Regions from separate parts of the Homo sapiens genome. Here all the other regions are linked to region 3. The links are chromatin contacts, found by Hi-C or POLR2A ChIA-PET in ENCODE. All regions are on one chromosome and are shown on one strand. Each heading gives the region's core, a stretch centred on a gene start or an enhancer-like site at or near the end of the contact. The rest is flanking DNA. Distances are from core to core; before and after follow the strand shown.

Region 1 (2,700 bases), core at 201-2,700, 5.1 Mb after region 3:
GCTTTTTTTTTCTTCTTTCTCACTGTCCGTCTGCCACATGAGCTTAAAGATGCAGCTATAATTGCAGAAGTATATGGTTCATCAGAATAAAAGGAGGCCCGCATTTCTAGCTGGAGGATGGAAAGGAGAAGCCCCTGGGAACCTGAAAGTACGGGTCAGATGGTGAAGAGGAAGAAACTTTAGAAAGAGACCCATGAACATTATTCATAAACTCCTGGATTCACCTGCCCCTCAACTTATGCATGCCTAGATATGGTTCTAATTGGCACACTAAAGATGCTAAGACCTGAACTAATGAGTAGAGCATTGCACAGTTCCCAATTTCACCCCTGGTTGATGCACATGTCTGAATAGCACTACAAAGGCTTTCAGAATGGAACTGACATTGGAACCAGATCCCACAGATTGTCTTCATCTCACCAGGGTGATTGCTTGCTAAAACAATAGTATCAATATACTCCAAAATTTAAATAAGATCCAGTCTAACTAAATATTTGTTCAAAATGTTCAAATTACAATCCAAAATTACACAGTATATGAAGAACCACGAAAATGTCAACTTCCATGGGGAAAGAAAACACAAGCCAAGGAGGACATGACAGAGATGTTGGAACTATCCGACAAACAGTTTAAAGCATTTGGTATAAAATGCTCAAAATACCCAATGAATGAAGAAATAAATGAAGTCATTTAACAACATTTAGAGTTCATCTTTTTCTGCCTCTGAATTACCTTTTCTCCAAATTGATTACCTTTTAAGTTGGGAGGAGAAAACTCCAAACTTTTAAGTCCTAAGTTATAAAACCTTGATATTCCCTAACTGTGGCAAAAGTCATTTTTTTCACTTACTAAAGCATCATATAAAGCTATATATATATATATTTCCAGTGCATCCAATGTAACATAATTCCATTAGAATGCCCTACTAAGTTTCTACTCAACCTTTGTTACTTTTTTGATTTGTAAATGTCCTTTACATACTATTTTCTACCTTTTCTCTCTTAAGAGCTTCCATGATAGGTTTTCTACCTATGTAATAATGATGGTATCTTGTATCTGAGTAACACTTTAGAGTTTGTATAGATTTTTTTTTAGTGAAATTAACTGTTATTTTCAATCCTAAACTTAACCTTATCTCATTGTCTTACATCTTTCTCTCATTGTTCCCTCTCCTTAGTTGTTAGAACTGGGAATATAAATATATGCATGTTTTACACAAATTATAAGCCAATTTATGGACTCCCACATTCCATCTCTTATCCTTGAAAACTTTTTACTAGATCAGCACCTTTCCTGTGTGAGCCCATCACTACCACTACCTTCCCATTCCAGTCCTCACACTTACTCTGTAGAGCCCAGCTTCTTACCTGGGTTTGCAGGCAATTCAGATGGTGTAATGTCTTTCTCCACATTGTTACTGTCATGCATTTTGCCTCCAGTTTCTATGAGTGATCTAAACCACAGTCTCTACGTTTTCAACCCCAAGAATGATTCAAAACAAAACAAAAAAAAAGCCCAACGACTAAAACGTGTAAGTGTGTAACCGCCCCAGTAACTCAAAATGTCAAGCCTTTAAGTTAAATATAGCTAGAGGAACAAATGAAGCATAAATTGTTTCAAAAATCAGCTCATCACAACAGAATAAACTGGTGTTTGTAAGAATTTTAAAAAGTTGAAGCTACTTCTCTAACAGTATTTTGGTTACGAAAGAAACTAATGTTTGATAACTTAAAATTTCTTTGACTATTAAAAATTATAATTGTATTTTGTGCGGTACAAAGCAATATTATGATAGAAAATAAGAATTTATTGAAAGGAAGGAGTTGGCTCTCAGAGGAAATGAATGTTAGGTAAGTAAAGACAACAGCAATTTTAATCTCAAATTAAAATTCATTCCCAAGAGTTTACGCTCATTCAAAAAATATCTTGTTTTCAATTTCTTCAAGATATTTTGGGAATTTGCTGCTATGGCTGCTACAACAACTTTTCAAAAATGGGCTTGAACGGTGTGCAGCTTCTGTGCTCCCTCTGGCATGATCCAGGAGCACAGAGGCTCTTTAGCAGCAAGAGCTTCTTGTCAGATGTGTTGATTTCTTGTATATAAATGCCAGTAAGGGCACCTTTTACTAAAATATAATTTATAGTAATGTGCACAAATCATAAGCATACAACTAAACACATTCATTAAAAATATAACATGTAACAAGTGCCTAGATGAAGTATATCTTAAAACCACGTAAAACAATACCAACACGCTATGTGCCCTACTCATGTCCTGCAACGCTCATTACCCCAAATACAATCTCTATCTTAACTCTGACAACATATTTTCCCTGCTTTTGAATTCTATACAGTAGCCCCCCTTACCTGTAAGAAATAAGTTCCAGATTGGACAGCTATTGCCTTTATCAAATAGAAATGAAGTTGCATTAGGACTGAGTTCCAGTTTCTGTAAGATTTTATATATCTTTTTCTTTACTATTTCATCATTTCTAGTTTGTCCTAGGACCTATGATAAAGCCTTCTAGTAATTCCATCTGAGAACCTGCTTTTTATCAAAGCTGCTTCTCTTTCTTGGAAGTTGAATTTGGTTTTGTCTCCTGAACAACATGTGATTGCCAAAAGTTCAAGTCTGTTTTTCACATAGTTCTTCCTAACCTCCTTTCCTGTGAAATTTAATAATTTGAAAATTGCTTGAGA
Region 2 (2,700 bases), core at 107-2,606, 6.7 Mb after region 3:
GGTGAAACCCCATCTCTACTCAAAATACAAAAATTAGCCAGGTGTGGTGGTGCATGCGTGTAATCCCAACTATTCAGGAAGCTGAAGCAGGAGAATCGCTTGAACCCAGGAGGCGGAGGTTGCAGTGAGCTGAGATTGAGCCATTGCGCTCCGGCCTGGGCAACAAAGTGAGACTACATCTCAAAAAAAAAAAAAAAAAAAAAAAAAAGAACAAACAAATAGTATTTGTAACTGCTTTATTGCATTTCCTACATTCTTTCACATCCATTATATGATTTAATTTTACTCTCCCAAAAACCCTTGTTAAGCACATTATAAGAGCGCAGGTATCATCACTAACAGGTTTTTTTTTCTATTTTACAGATGAGAAAATTGAGGCTTGGAAAGGGCTCACACTCATATGGTTTAACATGAAGCCCAGTGAACTGTCTTTCAACTACATAATGTCCTATAGCATCCTCAGAACCTCACAGTCATTGGATTACAAGGTAGGTAGTTAGGCCCAACAGAGAAAAATGCTGCCTCAACTTTGGAGGGAAAAGGTGTAGGAGAGGTTAAGAAGGGAGGTAGGGAAGGAAGACAGAAAATACTATATAATCATCAAGAAAATACAATGAGAAGAAACAGAATGAACAACCGTTGTAAAGCTTATGATCATAACCTTTGCTCACTGGTAAAACTGCTGAAGGAAAAACCGAATGGTGGATGATGACAGTTGGTGACGAAATTGACAACAGTACAAAAAATAAATCAGATAATCCAGAGTGGCAAGCAACACGATTACCCATAAATGTGCATGGGGAACTGGAAAGGTGTGTGTGTGTGTGTGTGTGTGTGTGTGTGTGTGTGTGTGTGAGAGAGAGAGAGAGAGAAAGGATGAGGATGATAAGCTGAAGGACGCAGGGAAGAGCGAATGAAAGGGGACTGGCAATGGAGCAAGCACGACTGAAAGTGCATGATGGGGAGCAGATGGGTGCCCCAGGGGATTACGGGAGAGGCAGAGTGGAATAACGCAGAGTGGTAATTTAATAAAAAACAAAACAAAAAAAAAAACGGCAGAAATATGGTGATGACAGTCCAGAGTGGAGATGGAGCAGGTGGTCAGGGAGATGACAACCCAGGTAGGGAGGCTAGCAAGGTGACAATACAGAGGTAGTAGTGGCAGGGACGGACAGCGTGCTAGCTGAGAAGGAAGCTGTCATCTGCGACAGAGTACGCGTGTGCGGCAGCGCCTCGGGGTTAGTACCTGTAACCGCGGTTGGAGGCCCGGGGCGGAATCCGGTAGACGCTGACGTCTGGCTTCACACACAGCACAGACTCGTACTCCAACTCGGTCGCCATCTTGGGTCCGCTGTCGGCGCTGCCGGGGGCGAAACGTAAGACCGGAGGCGGAGCACGGGAGGCGGAGATGCAAAGCGCGACAACTTCTGTTGCGTCACTTCCGCGCGAGTTCAAGTTAGTTTCTGAGATTAACCTTTTCGGTGACGCGGGGAGCCATATTGAAACCTGGAAACGATGAGGCTGCACGGCTCACCGTCTTGGATAATGGCAAAGATGGCCTGCAAGTGCGTGACTCTCGTTATGGAAATCTCTGTCCTGGAGAGGTGCTTACGAAAAGCGCCATCTTACTCTAGGCAGGTGCCTGGAGTGTCCTACGAGGACGAGGACCATATTGAATCGTGACGGATTTTCTTACAGGAGTCACTTCCTAACTGTAGTCTCCTGGCAGAAAAGAGGCAACCTCCAGCCGGTAGTCCCAGACGAGGTACCTGCAGAGAATGATGTATGATCTGGTCATAGACACCGTGGATTTCAACTCTCCAGAGTCTAAACGCTGAAAACACCCAACTTGATTTAGTGCCTTACACTCTTTATCTCCGATTTTTCAGGACGACACCTGTTAAAATGTTTTGCCACACTTTCGGCGTGTATTCCGATTATCTTTTTGGAAAATTTGATCCTGTTAAATAGACTATACGTGGGATCAACCCAATTCCTGATAAAATCGGAAGCATAATGAACTATCTAATGGCCTATATTAGCTCCCAGTTCTATTATAATGATAAATGCTACCGAACTCTCACCATAAATATGCTTTTTCTGCGCCCCAAAGGTAAACTTAACCACAACACCCTGACAGTACAGATAGCAAGTGGCAAAACTGAGACAGAAACTCAAGCCTGCCTCATTACAACAGCAGCAGTCTTCACCGCTGCTGGAGCTGGCAAGGTCACCAAGTCTGCCCAGAAAGCTCAGAAGGCTAGATGAATATCATCCCTAATACCTGCCACCCCACTCTTAATCAGTGGTGGAAGAACGGTCTCAGAACTGTTTGTTTCAACTGGCCATTTAAGTTCAGTAGTAAAAGACTGGTTAATGAAAACAATGCATCGTAAAACCTTCAGAAGGAAAGGAGAATGTTTTGTGGACCACTGGTTTTCTTCTTCAGAAGGAAAGGAGAATGTTTTGTGGACCACTGGTTTTCTTTTTTGCGTGTGGCAGTTTTAAGTTATTAGTTTTTTAAATCAGTACTTTTTAATGGAAACATCCAAAAATTTGTCACAGAATTTTGAGACCCATTAAAAAAGTTTAATGAGAAAAAAAAAAAAAGCAAACCTGCCTCTAATTTGTCTGCTCCACCTTGGAAAGTGATATCTTAAATTTCAAAAAGAATTACCACATTTATCCCTGGCGAGGACG
Region 3 (2,700 bases), core at 85-2,584:
GCGCCCGGCCCCATTACAATAATTCTTATCTCTTCAAGATCTGATAGACTTTTCCTCTTCCCTCTGAGTCAAATATTAAAATCATGAGTGAAGTTCGACCATTCAGGACTTTTTCCAGCCATTCAAGACAGTGTTCCAACTCTTTTATCTTTAACAAAAAGTAAAAGAAAAATAAATACCTTTTGGGTTATGAAGATGGGCATGGATTGAAACAAATGTAAACTATAGGCATTTATAAATATAACAAAATTTTACCATAAAGTCTTCCTGCTGTAAAGGCTTATCTTCAAGACCAGGGACAAAGAAGCCCCACTTACTAAAATTCATTGCTCAGAATCCTAATTAACTACCTGGGAAAGACTTATGACTCATCCTCTAAATAACAGCTGCTTTTTAACACAGTAAAACCTTTAGAGAAGACAGGGTCCTGACACCTTTGAAGAGCGGTGACACCTTACAGAAACTTTCGTTTTTGTTCAGGGATTCTCTTGAGAAAGGAAGGGATTCAGAACCTCCTGAGGGGATTTGCAGTAGAAATCATTATTCCAAGTCATGATTGTGGCATCCATTGTTTTACAAGAACTTTGAATTTTTAAGTGGAAAATGTGAGATGAGAACCTGAGATTTGAATGACATAAGACATTGACAATATTTCAACTAAATAACCACAGGAAGTTACTTGGTTGAAAAGCACACAGGCTCTTGCAGGGCAGGAAAACCTGCAAATTGCGCAGAAGCAGCTGAAAGGGGAATGGCGGGGGTCGGGGGGAGGTGGGGGTGGAGTGTAGGTGGGGGACGGGAAGCTGCACTTTCTTTTTTCAATTGAAAGAATTTTAATTATCTGCAGGGCCGTAAAAGAGAAAAAAGTCCTCTCCCCCTACTATGTCTTCAGAAGACCCACGTGTGAAAAATTTTAAATTTTAAGTAATTGCTTTGAAATCTCGGATGTAAAGCTTTTCAGGTTTTTATAGAGTTTCATAGTAAGTCAGGAATTCCGTTTGAAAAAACAGAAGGAGGGAGGGACAGAACAAGGAACGTGCATAGGATCTGGCCTACTTTTATTTAAGCGCTGAGAAAAGGCAATATAAATTCTTTTAGCTCATACTGTTTTAACTTTAAAACGTATCACCATGAACCTTTCTCCAAACATCAGAAAAAATTTTCCCAAAAGAGCAAACAACAAAAAAATCAGGCTGGTTTCGCTGACTGCTTCCTGGACTTAACAACTATAGCATGTCTCCAGAGGTGGGGCCTAGAGCTCCGCCCACTTTTTTGATGTTTTCAAACAGGTCCGCATCGAGAGACTATAAGCCCTGGTCTGCGACTGGCAATCACAGTGGGCAGCCCGATTTTCTGCTGAGTAGGCGCTGTGATTTCAGAATGTCTGGGCGAGGTAAAGGTGGCAAGGGGCTGGGTAAGGGAGGCGCCAAGCGCCACCGGAAGGTGCTGCGGGACAATATCCAAGGCATTACAAAGCCGGCGATTCGCCGTCTCGCCCGACGTGGGGGCGTCAAGCGCATTTCTGGTCTCATCTACGAGGAGACCCGGGGAGTCCTCAAAGTCTTCCTGGAGAACGTGATCCGTGACGCGGTGACTTACACGGAGCACGCCAAGCGCAAGACCGTCACGGCCATGGATGTGGTGTACGCGCTGAAACGCCAGGGTCGCACCCTTTATGGTTTCGGCGGTTGAGCTGTCCCCACAGCTTCTCTACAGACTCCAAAAGGCCCTTTTCAGGGCCCCCAAACTGTCACAGAAAGAGCTGTTAACACTTCCTAGATAACGGGTAAATATCAACCCTTTGATGTCGCCTTCCGGATACCGGAAATGGGATATTCGCGGCCCGAGCATCTGCTCGGGATTAGACTTGGCGGGCACGGGGAGAACTAGACCTCAAGGAGGGGGTTCCGCCTGTGCTTAGGTACGACCCTGGAGGTGCCGCGCAACGCAGTAGTGACCTCCCAAAATCCAGACACCGGATTTTGTTTAGAAGAGTGCTTGTACAAAGCCCTAGTGTTAGAACTGGTCATGGTCTTCTAAGCGGCCGAGTCGTTGGCCCATAAGCACGTATCGGATGGCTTCCATGTAAATCAGGGCTTAGGTGACTTCCTGCTGGCCTTCAGGGGTGAGCGTCACGCGTCAAGGGCGGTTCGTGCGTGTGCAGGGCTTGCTAAGTCGCAGGAAATGGGAGGTCGCAGCACGCCGCTACCTGCAAGCCCGAAAGCTGAATGCAGCTCTAGTGTGGCGCGTAGTCTTACTGGGTACTATTTTACTTAATCGCTGACGTTGAGTGAGAGGTGACCAAGCTCAGATGCTGAGATTAAGGCGGCCGGGCGAAACTCGCGACACCCTGCGATTCCCTCTTAGCCAGCTGCGTAAAGTTGCCTACGCCAAGCGGGTAGCGTCCTGCTCGGCCACCTGGCGGCGGGCGTGGAGTTGGCAGGCAGGCAGTGGGGGTCACGCCGGCATGAAAGGCCAGATCACCTGCAGGTCGCCAAGTTGCCGGGAATCCCCCGCTCCGAGCAGTGTCATGCCCATCACAAATAACCCTATCGCAGCCGGGAGGTAAGCCCTGGCTTCCGAGTAAAGGCCCTGTTCAGAGCAGCCTGGGGGTCTAGAAGGGAAACGGGTGGCGGGTTAGGTTCTAATAAGTTCAGTGAGAATGTAAGAGAGACAGCTGTGGGATTACCAAGCGCGTGG

What was found. A loop is a pair of places that touch in the nucleus more often than their neighbours do. ChIA-PET counts read pairs that join two places held with the same protein, here RNA polymerase II (POLR2A). Pooled maps may share reads with other maps.
Region 1: a loop to region 3 is called in a map of naive thymus-derived CD4-positive, alpha-beta T cell, with 14 times the contacts of the local background. The contact joins the promoter of CLEC2D here to the promoter of H4C16 in region 3. A Hi-C loop is called at or near these places in 1 of 168 maps with a recorded cell type or tissue (naive thymus-derived CD4-positive, alpha-beta T cell), 1 of 37 single-sample maps with no recorded cell type and 9 of 50 pooled maps.
Region 2: a loop to region 3 is called in a map of naive thymus-derived CD4-positive, alpha-beta T cell, with 21 times the contacts of the local background. The contact joins the promoter of NECAP1 here to the promoter of H4C16 in region 3. A Hi-C loop is called at or near these places in 1 of 168 maps with a recorded cell type or tissue (naive thymus-derived CD4-positive, alpha-beta T cell) and 6 of 50 pooled maps. POLR2A ChIA-PET finds 5 or more read pairs at or near these places in 1 of 52 experiments (activated B cell).

What each region holds. Positions count from the first base shown.
Region 1 is chr12:9,668,463-9,671,162 of GRCh38, reverse strand. It overlaps CLEC2D (C-type lectin domain family 2 member D), which reads right to left and starts at 1,450. Exons shown (of 5, transcript NM_013269.6): 1 at 1,368-1,450. The coding sequence starts at 1,428.
Region 2 is chr12:8,080,930-8,083,629 of GRCh38, reverse strand. NECAP1 (NECAP endocytosis associated 1) reads right to left here and starts at 1,356. Exons shown (of 8, transcript NM_015509.4): 1 at 1,247-1,356. The coding sequence starts at 1,341. RefSeq lists enhancers at 1,114-1,173, 1,244-1,463, 895-2,094.
Region 3 is chr12:14,769,765-14,772,464 of GRCh38, reverse strand. It overlaps H4C16 (H4 histone 16), which reads left to right and starts at 1,334. Exons shown (of 1, transcript NM_175054.2): 1 at 1,334-1,745. The coding sequence starts at 1,381. The coding sequence ends at 1,692. It overlaps LOC105369669, which reads left to right and starts at 1,808. Exons shown (of 3, transcript XM_047429947.1): 1 at 1,808-2,565. The coding sequence starts at 2,312. RefSeq lists enhancers at 1,522-1,851, 1,516-2,112, 2,113-2,700.